3 separate regions of the Homo sapiens genome follow, and all the other regions are linked to region 1. Evidence: chromatin contacts called from ENCODE Hi-C or POLR2A ChIA-PET data. All regions are on one chromosome and are shown on one strand. The core of a region is the stretch at or near the end of the contact, and the rest is flanking DNA. Distances in the headings are between cores, read along the strand shown. Region 1 holds the start of SCYL1 (SCY1 like pseudokinase 1). Region 2 overlaps LOC124902693. Region 3 holds the start of EFEMP2 (EGF containing fibulin extracellular matrix protein 2).

Region 1 (4,457 bases), core at 1-2,500:
CTGCCACTGCTGTCAGCCAACTCCGGGGGGTCATACTGCTCAAGCTCGGGGATCCCCTTGCGGGGAGGTCCCCCACCGTTGCCCTGGGCCGAATACATGTAGTCCAGGCCCCCAAGCTTCCACTCGCCAGCTCGGTCCACGAACACGGCGGCCATGCAGACATTGTTGTGGATGAGGCTGCAGTCGTTGACCAGGAAGCTGAGGGCTTTCTGGGGGCAAAAGGAGCCATCACGCCCCAGCACCTGCAACCCCCCATCCCTGCTCTCATCACCACTGCCCCCCACCTCACCACGATCTGGTGTAGCCCCCAGGAGATCTCCAGCTCCTTCAGGCCACCAGCCTCCACTCTCGCCTTGAGGTATATTCCCAACGGGGTCACAGCCTCTGTCACGACGTGGAGGCATTTTTCTGTCTGGGGAAGGGGACACAGGGTTATCAAGGGCGGAGGGGCAGAGAGGAAGGAGAGATAAGCGACTTGAAGTTGGGAGAGATGGGGAAGAGGAAACCAAATCTGGGGGTGCTGGGGCACATAGGGTGGAAACAGGGCAGGAGGGGAGACAGGAGTGGGTAACCAGGACATCGTGAGGGGCAGAGACGGGCAGGCAAGGCAGCAGGTACCTCCAGTCCATCGATGTAAGCCAGGATGTTGGGGTGCCGTAGAGTTTTGAAGCGCTTGAAGGCAGCTTTGGCCACCTGGGTCTGCTCTTCCGCGCCAGGCTTCACATCATAGACGAAGATGGACACGGGGCTGCCTGTGGCCTAGGGGAGGGCAGCGGGGCCTGAGATGGTCCCAGAGCTGTTGTGTGGCCGGAAGACAAGGGCCCGCAGCCAGGTCTCTCCCCAGGTCAGCCTTAGGGACACTTCGCCGGGCCCACGTGACCCCGGCCCTGTCCGCCTGTCGGTCCCTCGGTCCCTCCGCCCGCCACGTAGGCACTGCCCGCCCCCTCCCCGGCCTGCTACCCCTTGGTTCCGCCGCCACGTCAGGCCGGGCGCAACGCGACGGGGTCGGCGGCGCGGAATAGGCAAGGCCCAGGTCGACCGCGGCCTACGGAGCTCGGCCGCACTCACCTTCTTGCGGCCGCGGTGCAGGGCCCAGGGCCCGGGCAGGCCGCCCTCTGGGGGCTCCGGGATGAGCTCGAACGGAAAGTCCCGGACCGGGTCCCGGGCAAAGAACCACATCGTCCCCACCGCCGCCGCGGGTTCGGGCGCCTTAGCTCCGGGTCCTCCGGCCGCCCGAGCCGGGGCGGGGCGGAGAGGGGGCGGGGCCTGCGTCAGACGGGGGCGGGGCCCGGGGGCCAGGGCGGGGCCTACGTCGGGGCGGAGCAGGACGTGAATTGGGGCGGGGTGGGGCAGAACCTGAGTTGGGGCGGGAAGGGGCGGGGACAAGGGAGGGGCGGGAGAGGGGCGGGGATGGGGGGGCTAGGGAGGGGCGGGGATGGGGGGGCTAGGGAGGGGCGGGGATGGGGGGGCTAGGGAGGGGCGGGGCAGTCCGGGGCGGCGGGCGGTACTAAGATCAGTACTCCGCCGCCGGGTAAGTCACTTAAAACCCTCCAAGCCTGTGAGCCCTTTTATCTAAAGAGGCCTAAATCCTAAAGGATAATAGAGCCTGCCTTCTAGCGTACTGTAAGGATGAGAGCTTAAGAAGGGACAGAGGGATGGGGAAACCGAGGCAAAAAGGGGGAGAGGTAGAAAGACTGACAGGCATGAGAGGGTGCAGTGAGGAGTGAGGCAGAGACCCAGAGAGGGAGACTGGCCCCACGCCAGACACTCTCTCCCACCAGCAAGTGGGTGCCTCCAGGCTCCGGGGAGGAGTCGGTCCTGGTGAAGTGACCATGAGAGAAGCACGAGGAGACGCCCCAGAGAAAGAGCGTGGGTGAGAGGCAGAGAGTGAATCCAAGGTTCCAAGGAGGTCCAGAACCCCGGGGCAGGGGCGGGCACCCAGGGAATGGAGGAAGGAGAGACTGAGGAGGGAAGAAGAAGTGACCCCAGGAAAGGAGGGAGGGAGAAGGAGCAACTGGGCAGGTCTGGAAGAGGCCAAAGGGCTGGGAGGGGACCCTGCTCTCCTGGGCTCAGCTGCCCGGCTCTCAAGCCAACGGATTGCATCTCTCAGTGCCTGTGTAGACAGCCATGGAGTGGTGTTAGCTCAATCAGCACATCACACTGGTGGGGATCCAGCCCCTGAGCTGTGTAGGAGGGGCTGGACAGGCAGTGGTTCTTCTGCTGGTAGGGTCTCAGGACCCAGGCTTGGGGACAGTGCCTCAACCACAGCTATGGAGCACTGGTGAGATTCTGGGACTGGTTATGAAAAGTCTGGTTGGGATGCCTTTGGGAGATAACTCAAGGGCAGAGATGCCACAGTGAGACGGTGCTGGGTTTCAATCACGGTTCAGCCCCTCATTGGATGTGAGAACTCACACAGTTCCCTTTGGGTGCGTTAGGTCCCCCATCTATAAACTGGGGTGAGGGCCAGGCACAGTGGTTCACGCTTGTAATCTCAGCACTTTGGGAGGCCGAGGCTGGAGGATCACCTGAGGTCAGGAGTTCCAGGTCAGCCTGACCAACATGTTTGAAGGGGGCCTGCCCCTCCACACCTGTGGGTATTTCTCGTCAGGTGGAGACAAGAGACTGAGAAAAGAAATAAGACACAAAGTATAGAGAAAGAACAGTGGGCCCAGGGGACCGGCACACTCAGTATACGAGGACCTGCACCGGCGCTGGTCTCTCAGTTCCCTCAGTATTTACTGATTACTATTTTCACTATCTCTGCAAGGGGACTGCGGCAGAACAGGGTGATGGTGGGAAGAAGGTCAGCAGGAAAACATGTGAGTAAAGGAATCTGCATCATAAATAAGTTCAAGGGAAGGTACTGTGCCCGGATGTGCACGTAGGCTGGATTTATGTTTCTCTTTACCCAAACATCTCAGTGTAGCAAAGAGTAACAGAGCAGTATCACCGCTAGCATATCTCACCTCCAGCCATAGGGCAGTTTTCTCCTATCTCAGAATAGAATGACTGGTGGGCTTTACACCAAGACATTCCATTCCCAGGGACATACGGGAAACAGAGGCCTTCCTCTTATCTCAACCGCAAAGAGATCTTCCTCTTTTACTAATTCTCAGCACAGACCCTTTACGGGTGTCGGGCTGGGGGATGGTAAGGTCTTTCCCTTCCCACAAGGCCATATCAGGCTGTCTCAGTCGGGGAGACAATACCCAGGCTTTCTCGGGCAGAGGTCCCTGTGGCTTTGCACAGTGCATCATGTCCCTGGTTAATAGAGAATGGAGAATGGCGATGACTTTTACCAAGCATACTGCTTGCAAACATATAGTTAACAAGGCACATCCTGCACAGCCCTAAATCCCTTAAACCTTGATTCAATACAGCGCATGTTTCTGTGAGCACAGGGTTGGAACTAAAGTTACAGATTAACAGCATCTCAAAGCAGAAGAATTTTTCTTAGTACAGATCAAAACGGAGTTTCTTATGTCTTCTTTTTTTCTGCATAGACACAGTAACAGTCTGATCTCGCTTCCTTTCCCCCACATATGTGTGGGCGGAGGAATACCTAGGTGCGGAGGCAAGAGATTGAAGGCACAAACTGTTTCAGTATAAAAAAGAAAATAGTTAGAATAAGAATAGTCATAATACAAATTAGATATAGAGATGGTCATGAACAATTATCAATCATTGTTATAAGCATTATTAATCATTAGCTTTTAATATTACTCTTTGTTGCATTACTAATATAACCTAGGAATAACCGGCGGGTATAGGGTCAGGTGCTGAAGGGACATTGTGAGAAGTGACCTAGAAGGCAAGAGGTGAGCCTTCTGTCACGCCCGCATAAGGGCCTCTTGAGGGCTCTTTGGTCAAGCGGTAACGCCAGTGTCTGGGAAGGCACCCGTTACTTAGCAGACCGCGAAAGGGAGTCTCCTTTCCTTGGAGGAGTCAGGGGACACTCTGCTCCACCAGCTTCTTGTGGAAGGCTGGATATTATCCAGGCCTGCCCGCAGTCATCCAGAAGCCTAAACCCCTCCCTGTGGTGCTGTGCTTCAATGCTCACGCTCTTTGTCCACTTTCATGCTCCTCCCATACTCCTGGTTCGTCTTTGAAATTCGTAGTAGATAGAGGTAGAAGAAATAGTGAAAGTCTTAAAGTCTTTGATCTTTCTTATAAGAGCAGAGAAGAAAACGCTGACGTATGCTGCCTTCTCTCTCTGCTTCGGCTACCTAAAAGGGAAGGGCCCCCTATCCTGTAATCACCTGACCTGCTTCACCTTGTCAATCACTTAGAAGATTCACCCTCCTTACCCTGCCCCCTTGTCTTGTATACAATAAATATCAGCGAGCCCAGCCATTTGGGGCCACTACCGGTCTCCGCGTCTTGATGGTAGTGGTCCCTGGGGCCCAGCTGTTTTCTCTTTATCTCTTTGTCTTGTGTCTTTATTTATTACAATC
Region 2 (4,909 bases), core at 2,410-4,909, 290 kb before region 1:
GAGCTGCCAGCAAAGTGCAGGAGTCGACTCTTTTTCTTTTCTTTTCTTGCTTTTTTTTTTTTTTTTTTTTTAGCCAGAGTCTCGCTCTGTCACCCAGGCTGGAATGCAGTGGCTTGATCTCAGCTCACTGCAACCTCCACCTCCCGGGTTCAAGCAATTCTCCTGCCTCAGCCTCCCAAGTAGCTGGGAATACAGGTGTCTGCCACCATGCCCGGCTAATTTTTGTATTTTTAGTAGAGATGGGGTTTCACCATGTTGTCCAGGCTTGTCTCAAACTCCTGACCTCAGGTGATCCACCTGCCTTGGCCTCCCAAAGTGCTGGGGTTACAGGTGTGAGCCACTGCGCTCGGCCTCTAGACTCTTAATCTATGTTCTTTGAGTTACACCTGACAACTTTCCATCACACCTGGCTGCCTGGCTCAGGAACTGGAGGAAGGCGGCCAGTGCTGGCCAGGAATTTCTCAGAGGCCACTGGACAGTATTATGGAGTGGCCCCTGCCCCTCAGAGGCTCACTGTCCATAGCACAGGGGTCATCCATCCTGTCAGACCATGCTGACCCCACTCACGAGAGGCTAGCCCTGCAAGTTCTCCCCTGGGAACAGGAAGTAATCGTGCGAGGTTTACATGGCAGATCAGCTTGGTCTCGGGAGCTATTTCTACACAAATCACGTGGGGCTCAGAAGGCCATGCTCTGCTGCTCCCTGGACTCTGGCCCCTGTCCTGCGTGTCCTCCTTCCTCTGGTCCTCAGAGACTCCCCGTTCCCTGCCATATGCACACTTAGGGTGGGACCGGGATGTGCACTGTAGCCAGTTCTGTTCTTGTTTGTGTTGCTCAGAATCCATTGTTTCTTACTGATGCAGATCAGTGCCTAATACTAGGTGTCCAGCACCATGCTGGGAGCCAGGGATACAACAGACAGGTGCCTCCCTGGGGGATAAGTGGAGCACACGCAGGTAATAATCAGTGAACTGGGTAGCGCTTTGTTACAGGCCTCTCACAACTGGTATTTTATCTCCATCATATTGTAATTTTGTTTTTGTGGTGTGACCTAAAAAGCCTTGGATCCTCAAAAGATCTGGCCAAGTTCATGGTAAAGTTATTATTCCTTTAACAAATGCATTCATTTAACAATATTTATTAAGCACCTATTATTTGTCAGGTACCATTCCAGATGTCAGGATTATAACAGAGAACAAAACTGACAAATAGCACTGTTCTCTTGGTGCTTACATTGTTGTGGAAGGAGACAAAAAGAAATAATGTCAATATAATATGTCCTAAGAATTTTAAAGAAAAACTCAAGCAGGGTAAGGGAGAGAGAATGACGATGGGGAGGAGGGCCGCTCTTTGAGGAAGGCCCTTCTGGTGACCCTTGAAGCAGAGCCCAGCAAGAGGGGAGGGGGAAGCTGTGGTTTGGAGGAAGTCTTTTCATAGCGGGGAGCCTCAAGGGCAGAGCCCCCGAGGGGGAGTGTGCCCTACCTGTTGGAAGGAAGCCACTGATCTGCAATCCTGTTTTCCTCGTCTGCAAATTAATGGGCTTGTTGGGAGGGACAAATGAAATCATTTATATGAAAACATTTATGTCAACTGTAGAACACTCTATAAAAGTTATTCTCTTTATGTTGACTTCATCAAGTATTTGCAGTGTCTAAAGCAGGAATGATCATAATGATTATATTACAATTCTGCCCTTTCATTTTTTTTATTGAGGTGAAATGCATATAACATATAATTAATCATTTTATAGCCTACAATTCAGTGGCATTTGGTGCATTCACAATGTTGTGCAACCACCACCGCTTTCTATTTAAAAACCTTTTTCATCATCCCCACCTTTTCTTTCTTTTCTTTTTAAAATAGAGATGGTGTCTCCCTACATTGCCCAAGCTGGATTAGAACACCTGGGCTCAAGTGATCCTCCAACCTCAGTCTCCTGAGTAGCTGGGATTATAGGCACTCACCACTGTGCCTGGCCTTTCATTTTTATTTTATTTTATTTTATTAATTATTATTATTATTTAGAGACAGGATCTCACTCTGTTGCTCAGGCTGGAATGCGGTGGTGTGATCATGGTTCCCTGCGGCTTCCACCTGCTGGGCTCAAGCAATCCTCCCACCTCAGCCTCCCAAATAGCTGAAACTATAGACATACGCCACAGTGCCTGGCTAATTTTTGTATTTTTTGCAGAGCCGTGGTTTCATCTTGTTGCCCAGGCTGGTCTTGAACTCCTGGGCCTAAGTGATCCTCCTACCTTGGCTTCCTCCAGTGCTGGTATTACAGGCGTGAGTCACTGTGCCTGGCCTTTTTTATTTTTATTTTTTGACACAGAGTCTCACTCTGTCACCAGGTAGGACAGTGGTGCAATCTCGGCTCACTGCAACCTCTGCCTCCCAGGGTTAAGAGAGTCTTATGCCTCAGTCTCCTCAGTAGCTGGGATTACAGGTGCACACCACCACGCCCAGTTAATTTTTTTCTATTTTTAGTAGAGACAGGGTTTTACCATGTTGGCCCCACTGGTCTGGAACTCCTGGCCTCAAGTGATTCACCTACCTCGGCCTCCCAAAGTGCTAGGATTACAGGAATGAGCCACTGCACCCGGCCTTTGGCCTCATTTTAATTTTTATTTATTTATTTATTTATTTATTTATTTATTTATTTATTTATATTTATATTTTTATTTTTTTTGAGACGGAGTCTCGCTCTGTAGCCCAGGCTGGAGTCCAGGGGCGCGATCTCGGCTCACTGCAAGCTCCGCCTCCCAGGTTCACACCATTCTCCTGCAGTCAGCCTCCCGAGTAGCTGGGACTACAGGCGCCCGCCACCACGCCCGGCTAATTTTTTTTGTATTTTTAGTAGAGACGGGGTTTCACCATGTTAGCCAGGATGGTCTCGATCTCCTGACCTCGTGATCCGCCCGCCTCGGCTTCCCAAAGTGCTGGGATTACAGGCGTGAGCCACCGCGCCCGGCGCCGCATTTTTAATAGTCACTTGAGATACCATTCTGGAAATAGGATTTCCCCCCGTATCTGACTTTGTCCTTTCTGTTTCTGCCTAGCCTCCAGCTCCTAGGCTTCATCCATGTATTTTTCCAACAGCAATTTATTGAGCACCTACTGTGTGGGAGGCACTGTGCTAGGCAGATTCTGGAGACACAACAATGACAGTGACAGGGAGGTCCCTGCATCCCCAGGACTCACAGTGTGGTGGGGGATTTAGACAGTGAATGGATAATTGCCGGAAAACTAAATTATGATACATGCTTATAAGAAAAAATGTTTTGAAAATTATGTTAAATACATTTGTGGAGTTATCGAAGCTACTGGAAGAGAGACGCCACTCTCAGAACAACATGACTGGTTTTATAACTGTGCTCCCAGTTCAGACACGGGGGACAAAGATGACCTCGGGGAGGCGACCTGGATTTTGCTGGGGCCTAAGCAGCGAGGCCGGCCCAGGAAGAAAGAGCGGTGCTTCCTTCATTTGCTCCTGGTCACCCTCTGAGGTGTGCAAGGGTAGATAGTGTTGCCATCGCTCCCATTTGAGAGATGTGGAAACTGAGGCTTGGCCAGGCGTGCTTGCCACCTGGAGGGGCTGACGTCTGATACTTGCTTTAGCCAACGGTCAAAGCGTTTGTCCGATAGGGGGCAGCGGCGCGCCAGGCTGGAAGGAGAGCGGCATCCGCGCGCGCGGCGCTCCCGGCGTTCCAGGAGGGGGCGCTGCTGACCCGGCCTCGGATCGCCGCTCCCGCCCCGGCCTTGCCCCGCCGCCCTGCCCCACCCCCCGCCCGGAGCCCGGCACTCGTGACCTCGCCAGCTCTCAGCTCCCTCGGGCGATTTCGTGCACGCTAATGTGCGCCTCTGTGTTTTCCTAAATGCTGGTTTCTTCATCAAGCGGCGGAATAACGCATCAGGGCAGGTGACCCACGTCACCGGGGTGATGCACTGGTGCTCGCCGGGGCGGGCGCTGTGCCTGCGGGAGCCGCGCGGCCGGCGCGGTGTCGGGGCGCCTCGTGGGGGCCGAGCCGCGCCCGCACGTCCCTCAGGTAGGCGCGACCAGAGTTTCTTTAGACAGGATGACCTGGCAGCGTTTCCACCCCACCCACGGCGAGTTTCGCTTTCCTAATGTGGTTAAAAAGTGCGTTCTATCTGAAATAGGGTGGTTGAACAGGTTTCAACATTTTACTTAATTTTTTGTTTGTTTTAGATTTCTTCCTTCTGGTGGGTCTCTTTCTTTTTCTGTCAAGAAGATGTTCATAACTGTCCTCTTTGGCATTTGTTCAAAGTCCAGTTCTAATAGCTTTTGGACTGTGGTTTAATTTTAACCATAAAGCATTCTTTTGGAATAATTGCTTTTGAATCTGGGAAGAGCCAGCTGGATACAAGGCCATAAACACCCCCCTGCGGGGAATGTACAGGCTTTAAGTTACGTTTTTTTACCACTAGCATTTCTCTTTATCTTTTTTCTTTTTTTGGAGACAGGGTCTGGCTCTGTTGCCCAGGCTGGAGTTCAGTGGTACAATCAGAGCTCACTGCAGCCTCATCCTCCTGGGCTCCAGCGATCCTCCCATCTCAGCCTCCCGAGTAGCTAGCTGGGACCACAGGCACGCATCACTGGCTAATTTTTTTTTTTTTTTTTAGAGACAGGGTGTTGCTATGTTGCCCAGGCTGATCTCAAACTCCTGGTCTCAAGTGATCCTCCTGCCTCAGCCTCCCAAAGTGCTGGAATTACAGGCCTGAGCCACCATGCCTGGCCTAGCATATCTCTTTTTTTAAAAAAAGGAGACTGATGGGGGTTGGGGGGATGCAAATTGTGAGTAGATAGGTGGGATTGGAGGAGAGTTTGAACATCTGCTTTAATCAACTAAATGGTGTCTTAGAGCTGTCCTGCGGGCAACCATGTGGCCTCA
Region 3 (4,689 bases), core at 712-3,211, 350 kb before region 1:
TGCGTACAGATTTGTGTGTGTGTACATATCTTTTCAATTATCCTAGGTATGTATACCTAGGAGTGAAATTGTCAGGTCATGTGATAACATTTTGAGGAACTGCCAGACCATTGTCCACCAACAGTGCATGAGGGCTCCAGTTTCTCCGTATCTTTGCCAACACTTGTTACTGTCTTTCTCGTTTTAAAGAGCTATTATTATTATTACTATTTTTGAGATGGAGTCTCGCTCTGTCGCCCAGGCTGGAGTGCAATGGCACAATCTCGGCTCATTGCAACAACTGCCTCCCGGGTTTAAGAGATTATTCTGCCTCAGACTCCCGAGTAGCTGGGATTAGAGGCACGTGCCACTACACCAGCTAATTTCTTTGTGTTTTTGTAAAGACAGGGTTTCACCATGTTGGCCAGGCTGGTCTTGAACTCCTGACCTTGTGATCTGCCCACCTTGGCCTCCCAAAGTGTTGGGGTTACAGGCGTGAGCCACCGCGTCGGGCCTATTATTATTATTATTATTTTAAGATGGAGTCTCCCTCTGTCACCCATGGAGTGCAGCAGTGTGATCTGGGCTCTCTGCAACCTCCACCTCCCGAGTTCAGGTGATTCTCCTGCCTCAGGCTCCTGAGTAGCTGCGACTACAGGCACGCGCCACCACGCCTGGCTAATTTTTATATTTTTAGTAGAGACGGGGTTTCACCATGTTGTCCAGACTGGTCTCGAACTCCTGACCTCAGGTGATCCACCTGCCTCGGCCTCTCAAAGTGCTGGGATTACAGGCTTGAGCCACCGCGTCCGGCCCCTAAAGAGCTATTATTTAACCTTCTGCCCCAGCAGCTGGGAGGGATGGTGGTGGCAGAGTGGCGAGGAGCGGGCACTGCGCAGTTCACCTGAGCCCCAGGCGCTCGCCGCGGGACCCACCAGCACGTCCCCTCCTCGGCAGACTCCCTCCCCGGGGTCACGTGGAGGGCGACTGCGGGGATAAGCAGGGATGGCAAGGGGAAAGGAAGGGCGGGCCCCAGGCGGGGGATCCCCGGACACGCAGTGCTTTCCCGCCTGGCCCCGCCCAAAGACGTGGGCAAACAGAGGCCACGCCCTTCCTGGGAGCCAGCCCCGCCCATACTCCGCCCCAAGGACACGCCCCCACTTCGGGCGGAGGCGGAAACCGGGCGGGGGACGCTGGTGCGAGGAGGTCGAGGAGGCGCCTTGGCACCCGACTCTGGCATCCCGCACGTCCGACATCAGCCCTGCCCTCCTTCTCAGGGGCTTCCATTCATTTTGTGCCAAAAGGGAACTGCCGCCCTCGCCCCCAAACTTGTAGCTTTGTGGATGGAGGGTGTGGGGGAGGCCGTGTGTAGTGAAAGGACCACCCGGCTGAAGACGGTCCTGGGGGTGGAGGGCAGGAGGGAGCGAGAAGGACAGTTCTGCTCCTGGGAGCCTCTCGTTCCTGGGCGAGGGTCTGGGGACCCTGGATGAAGTTTTAGGATCTTTTACAATGACGGTCTGGGGCAGAGAATAAAATTTTGCAGGGAGCAGATTGAGGGTCTGGAGGACTGGGTTAGGTGGGCTCTAGGTACCCAGGACGATCTCGGGAGGCGCACAATGAGAATCTGGGGGCTCCAGGATTACGGTGTGGGTGCACAGGATGAAATTCTGGGGGCGCAGATTAGGTAGGACCTAGGTGAGCAGGATGACATTTTTGGTGAGCGTCTGGGGGCCCCCGGGTGAGTCTGGGGGCCTGGCATCAAGGTCGGGGCCCCAGGATCGAGCACTGGGGGACCCTGGTCCGGCGCCGGGAGGCGGCTCCTGGCGGCGCCGCGGGGGACCGGGTAGGGGCCTGTGGCTGGCCGGGGGCGGAGAAGCGGGGGGTCGGGGTCCCTCCCCCTGGCGCTGGCTCAGGAATCCGCCGAAGGGCGGGCGGAGGCGCCGGGGTGGGCCGCGCCGCGGCAGGCGGGCGGGCGGGGGGCGCTTCCTGGGGCCGCGCGTCCAGGGAGCTGTGCCGTCCGCCCGTCCGTCTGCCCGCAGGCATTGCCCGAGCCAGCCGAGCCGCCAGAGCCGCGGGCCGCGGGGGTGTCGCGGGCCCAAGTGAGTGGCTGTGACCGTCCGTGGGGGAGGGCGTGGGCCGGAGTCTCGGCCGAGTCCGCGGCAGCGTAGCGCCCACAGAGGCCCGCGCTCCTCGGCCTTCGCCGCAGGGGCGCGGGGCGGGGGCGGGGTGGCCGGGGCGGGTGGGCCTGGGACCCGGGCCTGGGACCTGGGCCTGTGAGGAGTCGGCCCCCAGCCCTGGGAGGCCCCGAGGCCCAAGCACGGTCCTGAGCGGGCAGTGGCGGGGGCTGGGCTCGGGCTCCCGGTACAGGGAGTTGAGGTGCCGCGGGCAGAGGCCCCTGACCCGTGTCCACCATCTCGCAGCCCCAGGATGCTCCCCTGCGCCTCCTGCCTACCCGGGTCTCTACTGCTCTGGGCGCTGCTACTGTTGCTCTTGGGATCAGCTTCTCCTCAGGATTCTGAAGAGCCCGACAGCTACACGGTGGGGACAGTGAGGGCCGCTGGCCTGGGACAGGAAGGGTAGGGAGGAAGAGACCGGGACCCAGGGTGACTGCTGCCGGGGAAGTCTTCCTCCCCTGGCTGGTGGAGAGCTGGGGGCCATTGTTTGGAGCAGGCCGGAGGGTGGCCAGGCTCAGGCCCTAGTCTTGGCCTGGCCAGTTGGAGGAGATCTTAGGGTGACCACTGGCCACTTCTGGTTCCCTTCCAGGAATGCACAGATGGCTATGAGTGGGACCCAGACAGCCAGCACTGCCGGGGTGTGTGTGCCTGGGGGACCAAACACCCCCAGGAACCCGGAAAGGGATTGATAGCTGCTTTCCAAGGGACAGCCCCACCTCCAAGAACTGCCGTGGGAGCCCAGCAGCCCGTTCTATGCCCAGCTCTGCTACACAGAGGCCAGCTCTGGCTCTCTGGAGGCCAGTTGAGCTAGGGGTGGCCTCATCCTCTCCCAGAAACCCAGGAAACCTTGTCCCTACCCCTCAGAGGAGCTGGATCCTGTACGCCTTCTCTGAACCACTCTCCTGTCCCAGCTCTTTGTCTCATCACAACCTGGGAGGGTAGCGTCCCCAGGGGTGGGTAAGGAGGCCCCCCATCTTGGGCTGAGCTAGGGCTAGGGCCGTGGGGAGGGATAGAGACCCACTTGCAGGCCGAGAATGAGGGCAACAGTGGGAACAGCTGCCCCATCTCCAGCCTTGGCCAACCCTGGGGAGGGGTCCTGAGCAGGCAGACTTAGCTTGTTGAGCAGAGTGGGAAGGCTTTGCTGGGGCCACACATCTCAGAGAAGGCCGAGCTGGGTTCCTGCCTCCGCTCCCTCCAGGGCCAGCCCAGGAGACTGGCTGTGCCCAGCAGGCCCCTCTCTGCAGATGTCAACGAGTGTCTGACCATCCCTGAGGCCTGCAAGGGGGAAATGAAGTGCATCAACCACTACGGGGGCTACTTGTGCCTGCCCCGCTCCGCTGCCGTCATCAACGACCTACACGGCGAGGGACCCCCGCCACCAGTGCCTCCCGCTCAACACCCCAACCCCTGCCCACCAGGCTATGAGCCCGACGATCAGGACAGCTGTGTGGGTGAGTGGGGACTGCTCTGGTGCCTGGCTTCCAGTCCTCTCACCAGGCGTCTTAAACTCAGACCTCATGTTCCTCCCCAGCTCAAAAGGGCCACTGGTGATGTCCACACCCTCATCCAGACACTCATGTTGTTTAGGACCTGCCGCAGGTGGCCCCAGCTTGTGTGCCACTGCTCCAGCCAGCTCCGGGCCCCTCCCCTCGGTTGCTGCAGAGACACTGCAGGAAGTCTGCCTTCCAGTGTCTGTCCCCTGGGAGCCACAGGCCTTGGAGGAAGGACAGTCCAGGAATCAGTGTTGCTGGGGATGTTTGGACAGGACCTTATTTCCTGTGCAACCCCCAACATGTGGTTTTAGAGGTTAGGGGTGCCTTTCCTGATGGCTCCAGGCTGGTGAACTCTTACGCGTGCTGTTGAGAGAACCGAATACAAGTGTTGGAACTATCTGTCATGTTGGGTGGTGTGCGGGATCCCAGGCAGGGGCTGAGTGGTGTCTCTCGCAGATGTGGACGAGTGTGCCCAGGCCCTGCACGACTGTCGCCCCAGCCAGGACTGCCATAACTTGCCTGGCTCCTATCAGTGCACCTGCCCTGATGGTTACCGCAAGATCGGGCCCGAGTGTGTGGGTGAGTCCAGGAAGCAGCTTCTGTAGTCCCGGCTTTGTGTCCCTGGTCTGGCCCTTGCCCTAGCACCTGACCCCCATTCAAGCCAGGCTTCACCCCCGGCCCCTGCCACCTCACCCTCCGTCATCAGACACAGAGGACTGTAGCGGGGAGTGTTTGGGAGGTGTCCTGGCTGACCCTGCCTAATTCAGCTCCTCGGACACAGGATTATGGGTGGTGAAGCCTTGAGTCCCAGCCGGCTCGAGCCCACCTGCCCTCTGCCCTCTGCCCTCCGCCCTCCTTCTCCTGCCTCTATCCCTAGACATAGACGAGTGCCGCTACCGCTACTGCCAGCACCGCTGCGTGAACCTGCCTGGCTCCTTCCGCTGCCAGTGCGAGCCGGGCTTCCAGCTGGGGCCTAACAACCGCTCCTGTGTTGGTGAGGCTGGGCTGGGCCAGGCTCCTGGGTCCTGGGCAGGGAGGTGTGA

Evidence for each region. A loop is a pair of places that touch in the nucleus more often than their neighbours do. ChIA-PET counts read pairs that join two places held with the same protein, here RNA polymerase II (POLR2A). Pooled maps may share reads with other maps.
Region 2: a pooled map shows a loop between it and region 1 (4-fold over the local background). The contact joins the enhancer-like site here to the promoter of SCYL1 in region 1. A Hi-C loop is called at or near these places in 2 of 50 pooled maps. POLR2A ChIA-PET finds 5 or more read pairs at or near these places in 3 of 52 experiments (CD8-positive, alpha-beta memory T cell, Caco-2 and activated B cell).
Region 3: a loop to region 1 is called in a pooled map, with 5 times the contacts of the local background. The contact joins the promoter of EFEMP2 here to the promoter of SCYL1 in region 1. A Hi-C loop is called at or near these places in 5 of 50 pooled maps. POLR2A ChIA-PET finds 5 or more read pairs at or near these places in 5 of 52 experiments (BJ, Caco-2, H1 and 2 more).

The regions. Positions count from the first base shown.
Region 1 is chr11:65,521,876-65,526,332 of GRCh38, reverse strand. It overlaps SCYL1 (SCY1 like pseudokinase 1), which reads right to left and starts at 1,250. Exons shown (of 18, transcript NM_020680.4): 1 at 1,069-1,250; 2 at 619-759; 3 at 290-412; 4 at 1-209. The coding sequence starts at 1,179. RefSeq lists a silencer at 903-1,402.
Region 2 is chr11:65,817,126-65,822,034 of GRCh38, reverse strand. All of the region lies in intron 3 of LOC124902693, which reads left to right. Among named protein-coding and RNA genes, the nearest start is that of SNX32, 14 kb to the left of the region's middle. RefSeq lists a silencer at 3,564-4,023. Within about 2 kb of position 3,659, at least 20 of the 41 ENCODE cell types and tissues checked have a DNase peak (open chromatin) inside an H3K27ac peak, as active enhancers do.
Region 3 is chr11:65,870,072-65,874,760 of GRCh38, reverse strand. It overlaps EFEMP2 (EGF containing fibulin extracellular matrix protein 2), which reads left to right and starts at 1,961. Exons shown (of 11, transcript NM_016938.5): 1 at 1,961-2,078; 2 at 2,400-2,517; 3 at 2,743-2,791; 4 at 3,398-3,604; 5 at 4,103-4,225; 6 at 4,524-4,640. The coding sequence starts at 2,407. RefSeq lists a silencer at 899-958.